Linked DNA regions of Homo sapiens: region 2 is linked to region 1. The links are chromatin contacts, found by POLR2A ChIA-PET in ENCODE. All regions are on one chromosome and are shown on one strand. Each heading gives the region's core, a stretch centred on a gene start or an enhancer-like site at or near the end of the contact. The rest is flanking DNA. Distances are from core to core; before and after follow the strand shown. Region 1 holds the start of RSKR (ribosomal protein S6 kinase related). Region 2 overlaps MYO18A (myosin XVIIIA).

The links. ChIA-PET counts read pairs that join two places held with the same protein, here RNA polymerase II (POLR2A).
Region 2: POLR2A ChIA-PET joins it to region 1 with 10 read pairs in T-cell. The contact joins the enhancer-like site here to the promoter of RSKR in region 1. POLR2A ChIA-PET finds 5 or more read pairs at or near these places in 2 of 52 experiments (HEK293 and T-cell).

What each region holds. Positions count from the first base shown.
Region 1 is chr17:28,611,107-28,616,089 of GRCh38, forward strand. It overlaps RSKR (ribosomal protein S6 kinase related), which reads right to left and starts at 3,079. Exons shown (of 12, transcript NM_001174103.2): 1 at 2,981-3,079; 2 at 2,334-2,582; 3 at 2,156-2,239; 4 at 1,972-2,040; 5 at 1,512-1,581; 6 at 1,156-1,260; 7 at 938-978; 8 at 662-689; 9 at 461-550; 10 at 287-375; 11 at 37-147. The coding sequence starts at 3,055. It overlaps BLTP2 (bridge-like lipid transfer protein family member 2), which reads right to left. Exons shown (of 39, transcript NM_014680.5): 38 at 4,558-4,692; 39 at 3,340-4,140. The coding sequence ends at 3,958. The region is part of intron 2 of SPAG5-AS1 (SPAG5 antisense RNA 1); the gene reads left to right. RefSeq lists an enhancer at 244-1,443.
Region 2 is chr17:29,146,681-29,151,663 of GRCh38, forward strand. The region is part of intron 2 of MYO18A (myosin XVIIIA); the gene reads right to left. The region is part of intron 1 of LOC124903967 (a long non-coding RNA gene); the gene reads left to right. Among named protein-coding and RNA genes, the nearest start is that of MYO18A, 31 kb to the right of the region's middle. RefSeq lists a silencer at 2,096-2,575 and enhancers at 2,956-3,145, 3,166-3,215. Within about 2 kb of position 2,296, at least 39 of the 41 ENCODE cell types and tissues checked have a DNase peak (open chromatin) inside an H3K27ac peak, as active enhancers do.

The DNA of each region.
Region 1 (4,983 bases), core at 1,829-4,328:
TTCGTAGCCAAGAAGGAAAGCAGTGCTCATCCTTACCTCATGGAGCAGGAGTGAGAGGCCCTGGTTAAGAGAAGCTGGGATCTCAGAGTCACTGTGGGTCACACTTGCCAACATGGCCACATGATCTCTCTCTGCAGCCACTGGAAACTGAGTTAAGAGGTAGGGAGTGGAGGTAGGGGTAGGGGTTCATTCCTTAGTAGGAATACGGCAAGATTTCCTAAGGTCTTCCTTCTTCCCACCACAAGGCAAAGCTCTTCTCTGCCCAAAACTACTACTATTCTCTCACCTTTCCAGTCGCCAGAGAGAAAAGCAAGACACCCAGGGACCACCAATCAGCAGCATGGTTGTAAGGTCCTCCACTTAGGACCTCTGGGGCTACAGATTTCAAAGATACTCATCACAGACATCCTTTAGCTATCCTCCTGCCCAATGCTTACCCATCAGCTTTAACCTCTCTCACCCATGTACTGAAGAGTGCCACAGATAGTGTAGGCTTGAGCTCCCTGGGGCACGTGGCGGGACAGACCAAAGTCTGTCAGTTTCAGATGGCCTATGAAAGAAGGTAAGGCAACTGCACCACTGTTCCACCCATCATCAGCCATGATTTATTCCCAAACCAAAGTACCTCTCATCCTGGGGCTAAGGAAGGAAAAAGACTTACCTCGTTCATCTAGAAGAATATTCTCCATCTGAAAGATCACAGGTGAGAAGTAATTCTTCCTCTTCCTTTCAACTCTCTTTCATCATGTATACACCCCAGCTGAAGGTGATGCCCTACTCAGCACTCAAATCTATACTCAGAGAGCCCTTCCCCAAATCCTTGGCACCCATGGGGGCCCCAATGTCTACAGTTCTCAGCTCCCTAACTTCTTGGACTTGTTGGCACTTCTTATTGAGACTCTTTCTCAGACAAAGGGAAAAAAGCACTTAACTCTACCTTCACATCTCGATGCATGATGCCCAAGTCATGGAGATAACCTGTGGATAACAAGTATGGGGTATGCTGCAGCTTTTCTGTCCTTTCCAGTTTCCCTAGTAGCCCTCATCCCATCCCTATCCTATTCTTTAACTTCCATTATTAATATTAATTTTTTACTCTCCTTCTTCCGAACTTAAATCTTCCCTCCCCATTTCCTTTACCACTGTTTCACTTACACAGTACCAGCACCAACTCGGCAGCAAAGAGACGGATGGAAGCCTCAGGAAAGCAGCCAACAGCCGACCAAAGGGAGTACAGATCTGTGCTGCAGTAGCTACACACTGCAAAGCCAGTGTGGAGCTACATACATTGCCAGAAGTCTAGGCAATGTTTGGGAGCTGCAATGCCTGGGCTCAAGGCATTGTAGGCCTCCTGCCCAAACTGATACCACCTGCTGTTCCCCTCCCTTTGGGACAGAGAGGTGCCATGAGAAGGGGGACAGAGCAAAGGCAGAACAAGCCAAAGAGGTAATCTCAGGTGGGGAACATGGTACAAAGACCCTGGGGGATGAGGAGAGAGTCCAGTCACTCACTAATGAAAAGGTGCCGTTTTCCCTGCCAGCTGTCCCCCAAGCTGTGTACAAAGGGATGGTTGATCTGTCGCTAGGAACAAAGAAAACAGGAAGTTAGGGAGGAACAGGGTCATTGAGAATAAAGGCAGCTGAGAAATCAGGTTTTACCCAGATGTGCAGAGGGGGAACTGCTGCCTCACCTCTCAGTTCAGAGGAACTCAATATTTGGAACTGACTATCTGGTAATCCTAGAACCAGCAAATACTAAGGAATACACTGGGACATGCTTCAGAGATTTCCCTAGTAGGACATGGGAAAACTGTGTTGAGAGCTGATACTTTTCCCAGGATCTACTTTAGTGTTAAACTAGGCTGAAGCAGATGGATGAGGCAGAACCAGGAAAAGAAGGTGGGCAAGAAAGGTACTTTCCCTACCTGTGGCCTAGCTCTTCCCACAATCCTTTCCAGGACTCTGTGCATACCTGGATGCTAACCTCCTCTTTGCACTGCCTCACGGTATCCCTCTGTAGGACCTTTACCTTGGGCACCACCTATAAAAGGAGAGTAGTGATGACTCATAGATAGTGCTATTGAATTGTTTATTCCTCCCAACCTCTCTGGAATCAAGATTGGAAACAGAGACTAATGTGGTATCTACGCCCCTACCTTCACTGCAAATACAGCTTTCTGGGTGCAATCTAGCACCTTGAGGACAGTTCCAAAGGAGCCTTTAGCCACGAGGCCTAAAATCTGTACAGAGGAATGGAGAACAGGCCAGTTGAGACTGGTCATTTTTAACTTCTCCCAAAGACTGAGACCCCACTCAGGGATTCCACTGACTTACCTTCAGCTGCTGCTGCCCCCTAATGGGCCTAATGGGAAACTCTGGTAGAAAGAGGTTGATGAACTGAGGCACTGGCCACTCTGGCAGAGGCTTCTCTACCAGTACTGGGGCTGGCTTTAGGGATTCCTGGTGCAGATAGTGGTGCCCCCGTAGTTCCCAGAGTTCTTCCAGATCTGACCTGATGGTTCCCAAACCTGTCCAGAGGCTCTTCCAGCCTCGGGCCCAGGGACCCCGGATGTTGCCACCCTGCTGAGAACCAAGGGAGCCACTCTAAACTTTCTGCTCCTGAGGCATAGCAGGTTCCACCCATCTTACTAGGCACTCCCTCCCCTTAAGTCTCAACCCCTAGAGGTACATTTTTGAGCATGAGGCAAAATTCCCATTACCCTTGCTTTGTGCTAAGCCCCAGATTTCCTGGGCACAATTCAAATCCTCTAGGAAAATAATTGTTGGACATTTTCACCATGACGCATTAAGAGTACAGCCTGCACCTCAGTATTGGGCTGTGATGCTTTCATAGTACAGCCTCCCTGCCCCACCCCCACATTGGGTAATCACTTCCATGCTCCTAACCAGGAACTTCCCAGGACTCAAGCCCATGTCTCCCTCTCCTCCCCTCAGTAGGCTGCCAGAGCCCCACAGCCTACCTTGTGAGGGACAGCCACCCGGGTGTGTTCCCCCTGCTGGGTGTGCTGCCCCTGCCGACAGCTTACTGCTCCCATTCCCAGCCTCTGCCTCCTCTCTCTGCTAAATCTGCTGTCCCAGTTATATAAGCAATTCCTCTCCCTGATGCTGCGTGACACGAGCCCCGCCTCTTCCAGTCTGCAGAAACCCATCAGCATGGGGCCAGAGTCACACTAGGACTAGAAATTTCTGTGATACAGCTTCAGGGCAGAGGAAGGAAGGGGCCACCCTCAGAGTGGCAGCTGCAGGATGTTCTGGGTTGATGAGGGAGGAATACACAGATTGAATGCATGCACTCAACACACACACACAAAAATGAGCATCAAATTTAAAATATCTTTTTTTTTCTCTTTAAATCATTTTGCCATTCTCCAGGGTATATCCTACGGGGAAGGGTAGGGGACCCATGGCCAGCCCTGGCTCCTACTGCCATCCTCCCAAGTGAACTTAGCACAGAGACTGGGGAGGGGTTGACCCCCACTCCAGAACACCAATACCTCTTTCAAACATGACAGTGGAGTGAGGATCAGAGGATCAGCCCCCTCCCGTTTCCTGGCACAGAGGAAGGACAGTTACACTTAGAAATATATATATAATATATATATATTTATATATGTCTATAAAAATTTATCACACTTGATCAGGACTATCCCCCTACCCTTTCACTTGACCCCAAGGGAATAGGGTCCTGCCCTGGGCCCATTCCCTGGGTCTTGCTCTCTTGTTGCCTCTCTGGCCCTGAGCCTGATCAGTGTGAGACAGAACTCAGCATTACTGTCCACCATGCCCTGCAGCGAACAGACCAGGTGCTGAAGAGTGATGCCTATGGGCTCTGACACCCACAAATCCTCGTGGATAACGGGAAGCCCCTCCCACCCCACAAGTCCCTGGAGCCTGAGCCAGAGTCAGATCCTGTACTGCAGCCACTCGAATCGCCAAATCATTTGCGCCTGCCAAAGATGGACTTCTTGCCAGGGTTCTTGTCGCCCACACTTAAACCAATGAGGAGCCGGGCTTTCTCCTCCTCTTCCTGCTGTTGCATGTTCAGGTCCGATTTAGTTTCTAGCTTTCCCCGGACCTCAGAGCCTGTTGCAGACTTCAGCCTTAGCTTCTCTTTGATTACCTGGCAGATTGGAGAGGAGTAAAAGAAAATGTAAATATTAGTGGGCAGGCAGAATAAATCAAAATGAACCAAGACAATAAAGATTTATTAAACACATCCAAGGCACAATGGGGCAATTCACATACAATGGTCTCTGCTTTCAAGAAGCTTACAGTCTAATTATAACCCCTTCTAAACTTTAGGTTGTGTTAGCTCTCAGTTCCCTAAAATCAATGGTGCTATACGAAACACTCAGTAAACACTGAATTTAATAATCTGAGTGAGGTCATGGAGAGGGTAGGCATAGAAGCCACTCACTTCATGCACCTGCCCCTTCCCAAGGATATTTATTCATGGATTCTAAAATGAAAGGCTCCTGAAAAGAGGATCTGCCTGCCAGCCCCATTAGCCAAACAGCCATGAGCCCTGGCGGGATACCTGGGCAACCAGGGCTTTGCGGCTGTCCCTTTTGACAGCCATGGCAAAGTCTAGCCATGTCCATGTGTTGTTGTGGTACTCCAGACAGGGCAGCACCAGGTTAAGGTCACCCCAGTCCACACTGTTCTTCTCACCCTGTAAGAGGAGGGGGAGGGGAAAGAAAAAAAGAGGGGTGGGGAATACATCAGCTGCCATTTTGAGTCCCAGCCAGCCACTTGAGTGCCAAGTCCTACAATAGTAACCTACAGATACTGATTTCCCCTTACCTCAGCCTCGTAATGATGCTGACTCTTGAGGGGAGCAGAGGGAACAGCAGATTTATCACCCACAGCTCAGCATCACAAACAACCTAGCTGTCTCCCTGTATAGAATCTCTGATCTTATCTGGTTCCCTTCCCACCCTGTTCTACAAAGTGCTTGAGAGGT
Region 2 (4,983 bases), core at 1,046-3,545, 530 kb after region 1:
GTGACATTTTGCCATTACTTGTCTGAGGACCAAGGCTGCCTAGAAGATGGGGTGAGAGACAGAAAAGGTCAGGTCTTGGTCACACTGTTAATGTTTCCAGATAAGGCTGAGCCTGTAGCCGGTTCTACTGCTGGACTTTTCAGATACTGGTGACAACACATATCTTCTTTTTAAGCCAGTTGAGCTGGGCTTTCTGTTACTCTCACCTGAAAGAGCTGTACCTGAGATGAAAGCAAGGTGGGCAGTCAAAGGAACAAGAAGGTACACACCAAGCACTAGCCATGGCCAGGCACATGCTACTGGTTTTCCTCTCAAAACCCTGCGAGGTAATGAGAAGGGGAATTGTGGAATGGGGAAACGGGGTTTACAGAGGTTAAATAATTGCCTGTGATCACACAGATTGTGACTGGCCAGGTGATTTGAACTCAGATTGTTCAGATTCCAGAGCCCAGCTCCTTACACACCACCACCTGCCTGGAAAACAATGGGAGGCACAACAAGCTTTTGGAGAGTGATGGGGCATGATTTAACCTGTGCCTTAAGAATGCTGAGCAGGTCAGGCATGGTGGCTTATTCCTGTAATCCCGGCACTTTGGGAGGCCGAGGAAGGCAGATTGCTTGAGCTCAGGAGTTCAAGACCAGCCTGGGCAACATGGCAAAATCCCATCTCTACAAAAAACACAAAAATTAGCTGGGTGTGGTGGTGGCATGCCTGTGGTCCCAGCTACTTGGGAGGCTGAAGTGGGAGGATCACCTGAGCCCAGGGAAGGTCAAGGCTGCAGTGAGTCATGATCACACCACTGCACTCCAGCCTGGGTGACAGAGTGAGAGACCCTGCCTAAAAACAAAAAACAAAAACCAAAAAACATTCTGAGCTAACAGGATGCAAGAGGAGGAGAAAGGAGGCTGGAAGGTGAAAGAACATTAGAAAGTCAAGGTAGTCAGGCATGGTGGCTCATACCTGTAATCCCAAAACTTTGGAAGGCAGAGGCAGGAGGATCACTTCAGACCAGGAGTTCAAGACCAGCCTGGGAAACACAGAGACCCGTCTACAAAAAATTTAAAAATTAGCCAGGCGTGGTGGCCTGCAACTGTAGTCTTAGCTACTTCAGAGGCTGAGGTGGGAGGATCAATCACTTGAGCCCAGGAGTTCAAGGTTACAGATTACAGTGAGCTACGACCATGCCACTGCACTCCAGCCTGGGTGACAAAAAAAAAAAAAAAAAAAGGAAGTCAAGGTAAAAGGTGATGCCAAATGAGAGATAAGAAGGGTCTGCCTAGGATTCTGGCAGTTGATGGGGAAGAGAGGGTGACTCAAGAGAAAAAATAAGCTGGACTTGGTGACTATTTGGGGAAGGATGGGAAATGGGCACAAGCGGGTCTGGGTGGAGATTGAGAAAAGTAAGGAAAGATACCAAGGTTTAAAGCTTGGGAAGATATATTTTGTTAAGATATATCTTAACAATGAGATATATATATCTTAACAAAATATATCTTAACAAAAGAATACTTCTCTGACCCCATTTGTCCCTCTAGTTCCCCTGTAAATCAAAACTCCTAAAAAAAAGTCTATAAGCACTGTTGCCATAAATGGGTACTAATTATATGATCCTTGTATTACAAATTTGCGGTGTGTAAAGTGTCAATAATAGAACTATATTTAGGGAGTTGGGGAGAGTCCTGTTTAAAGCACTCAGAGCTCAGGGCCAGGAGGGCCTGGAGCACTTGCTTTTGAAGTGGGAGGGCCCAGCCACTAGGGTGGCAGGTGCACTTCCAGGATGACCACTTCAGAGGTCCTCAGCACCAGCCCTAGGGCCAGTACTAGAGTCTACACCTGTCTCAAAGAAAATGCCAGCGCAGGAGTCCCTTCCCTTTCTTGGGAGGAATTATCCTTTATTCTTTTGTGTGTGTGTGTGTGTGTGTGTGTGTGTGTGTGTAAGTAACAAAATGTCACCTCGTATGAAACAGTAGTGTTAGGAGACAGCGATTGGTATTGAGGTGCCAAGATTTTTTATGAAATTCTACCAGTGCCGATAGCCAGTGGATTCTGAAGGGTTATAGGGCAGACTCCCTTTAAGAAGCCTAGGGATGGTCTCAGAGAGGAGAAGGAGGGCTGAGAGGAAACCTGGAGTGACCAACGGCGCATGCCCAGGGCCACCCCAGCCACTCAGCACCCTACGCACGGGTCAGGCTCTGTGAGGGCCGAGTCAGCCCCAGGCCCGGGGCGGCACTTCCCGGGTTGGCCCACCGGCCAGCCGGAGCCTGGGCGGGGCCAAGGGGGTGGGGCCAAGCCCAGCACATGCGCCTAGAGCCCTGGAAGCTCCGCCCTGCAGCGCCGCTGGCGCCCAGCAGAGGGTGGCAGCCCCCTTCTCATCTACCCTCCCGCTTTGCTGGGGCCGCTTTCACCTCCGCCAGGCCGGCCTCCAGGCCCCACCCCCAGGAGGCGTCCCCCAGGAGCTCCGGCCCGAGGGGGCTGCGGCGGCAAGATGGCCTCTCGCCGTCCCCAGGACGCGTAGGGCAAGAAGAGGCAGGGATGAGCTCGGTGCCCACTTTGTTTTTATCACCGCTCTATCCCCAGAACCTAAAACAGTTCCTACATATAGTAGGCATTCAGTAAATGCTTATTGATGGAATAAATGAATGAATACATGAATGCAAGGTCAAAAGACGCCAGGAAAGCCTGTTCTAGAGAGGGGCTTGTCTAGAGACAAGCAATCAGGAAGGTCAGTGGGTATGGGACGGCGAGCCACAGATCACTGCCCCAGAGGTGGTCGCCGAGGCTTGGGGCTCTGACACTCCCCCCAGCCCCTACACCCACCCAGTCCCTGCATTGGCACACCCATCAGTTTGCTCAGAGCCATGTGCCACCACACCTTTTCGGGCACAGAGCCCAAGTAGGGACGCCTGGGCTTGTCCTCTCTGCCAAGACCCTGAGTCAATCCCCAAAGACTAGGCAGGCATATGCGGCCGACTGCAGGGACCACCTGACTGGCCCGACAGCAGGCCTGCTGCTCTCTGAGGTCTCTCAGCTGCTGGGGATTTCCTCATGGCCCCCGGGGACTTCCAAATTGCCTCTGCTTTGCCAAGCTCCCCCAAGGCCCAAAGCCATGAGCCAGCCTTGAGGATCCTTTCCCAAAATCCTCCACAGCCCTGCCCCACATCTCATCAGGACTTGGGTCACTTCTGGGTCTCCTAAATGTACCACATGCACTATGTTCTCCTATCCACCCCCTCTGGTAGACAGGAGGGAATAAACATAATGAAGCATTGTTCTCTTTTTCATATAAATGACAACTCTTCTCCATTTCCACAGAAGAAAAAAAAGGAAGCCAGCTTAAGGGTCAGCCACAGCAATTTAAATAAAATATCAGTAAGGTCTTCCTGGGTGTGAGAGATGGAGGCCTGTGGTGCTTATTCTCAAAGTCAGAGAAGTTCTTCTAGACAAGCCTCAGGTTCCTCGTAACACTGGACATCCAATAAATATTTGAGAATCTGTGTGTTCACCTCTGGAGCCCCTATTGGGCCTGTTTCTAAAACCCTCTGAAGTAAAAAATAAAGCACAAACCCTATGTCCATAGAAACAGGAAGAAGCAAAAGCCTCTACCTTGCCTACCAACCCACCACCTCTGTGCTAACAGCCTGGGCCAAATCCACTGGGGCATGTGAGTACCTGTGTGTTACAAAGCTGGGCAGAAGACATCCTTGGCGAGGAAAGGAAGCGCTGCCCCAGTTGTGGTGGCACACAGCCAGGGACCTGCTGGCCCTGGGGCATTAGGATTCCAGAGCTGGTGGTGGTTGAGGTGTAGAAATTGCCAGAGAGGACAGCTCTTCCTTCTTGAGAGGAAGGGGAAATGCCACCATCCCCTGCCTTACCAGGGGGACTCTGAAGGAGGAAACAAACCTTCAAGAACACCCAACTATTTCTTTCTGGGAGCTGTTTAGAGCCGTACTGTTCAATATGGTAGCTACTAGCCATGAGTGGCTATTCAAATTGAAGCTGGCCGGGTGTTATGGCTCATGCCCATAATCCCAACATTTTGGGAGGTCTAGGCAGCAAGATCGCTTGTCTTCCTTTGATGACTGATTTTGAGGTCTCTCTTCTGTGCCTTTGAAAGACCCTATAGAGGATCCTCTACCCTTTGTCCCGCCCATTTTCTTCAAAATCCCAAAACTGTAGCTCTTATTGTTGCTGTAGAAACAGATGCTTGTCAAACATGAAGTTGGTTGGAAGGGCTAGTTTTGGCTGCAGGAATTGCTTTCAGCTCATCTGGGGAGGAGAGAGGAGGAAGAAAGGAGGAGAGAGGGGGCCCCAGGCAAGGGCCCACAGGTCAGGAGTTGCTGTGGTTGCAAAGGTGTTGTTAACACAAGACCAGCCTGGGCAACATAGTGAGACCCCGTCTCTACAAAAAAAATTTTTTTTTAATTAGCCAAGTGTGGTCCCAGCAACTTGGGAGGGGGAGGTGGGAGGATCACTCAAGCCCAAGAGTTCGCTGCAGTGAACTGTGATGGTGCCACTGCACTCTAGCCTGGGTGACAGAGCAAGACCCCGTCTCAGAAAAAATTCCAGTTAAATGGAAACAATGAGGATACTTCTGATTAAATTAAAATCAAATAAAATTTAAGGTTCAGTTCCTACTAAGTTGGATAGCATTATAGACCATTTCTACCCTTGCAAATTGTTCTGTTGGGCAGGTCTGGTCTAGAGGTTCCCTTTCAGTGTGTCCTGGTCCCTCTACCAATGCCTCCTTCAGATGATGCCCCCGCCTACCTGCTGTTGTCTCCCTTCCTCACCCCAGAGTCTGCTTAGACTCCTATCCACACATGCCTTGCCTTGTTCCCTAGGCCTCCAAAAGAGGTGGAGGAGGGGACTGTAGTCACAATTTAATACCCAGCTGGGAGCAGAAGCCAAGACTGAATGGAAACCTACTCCCACCCCAAGGCGTCCCAGGCCTGGGAGAAAGCCCCTCAGTGCCTGCACAATCA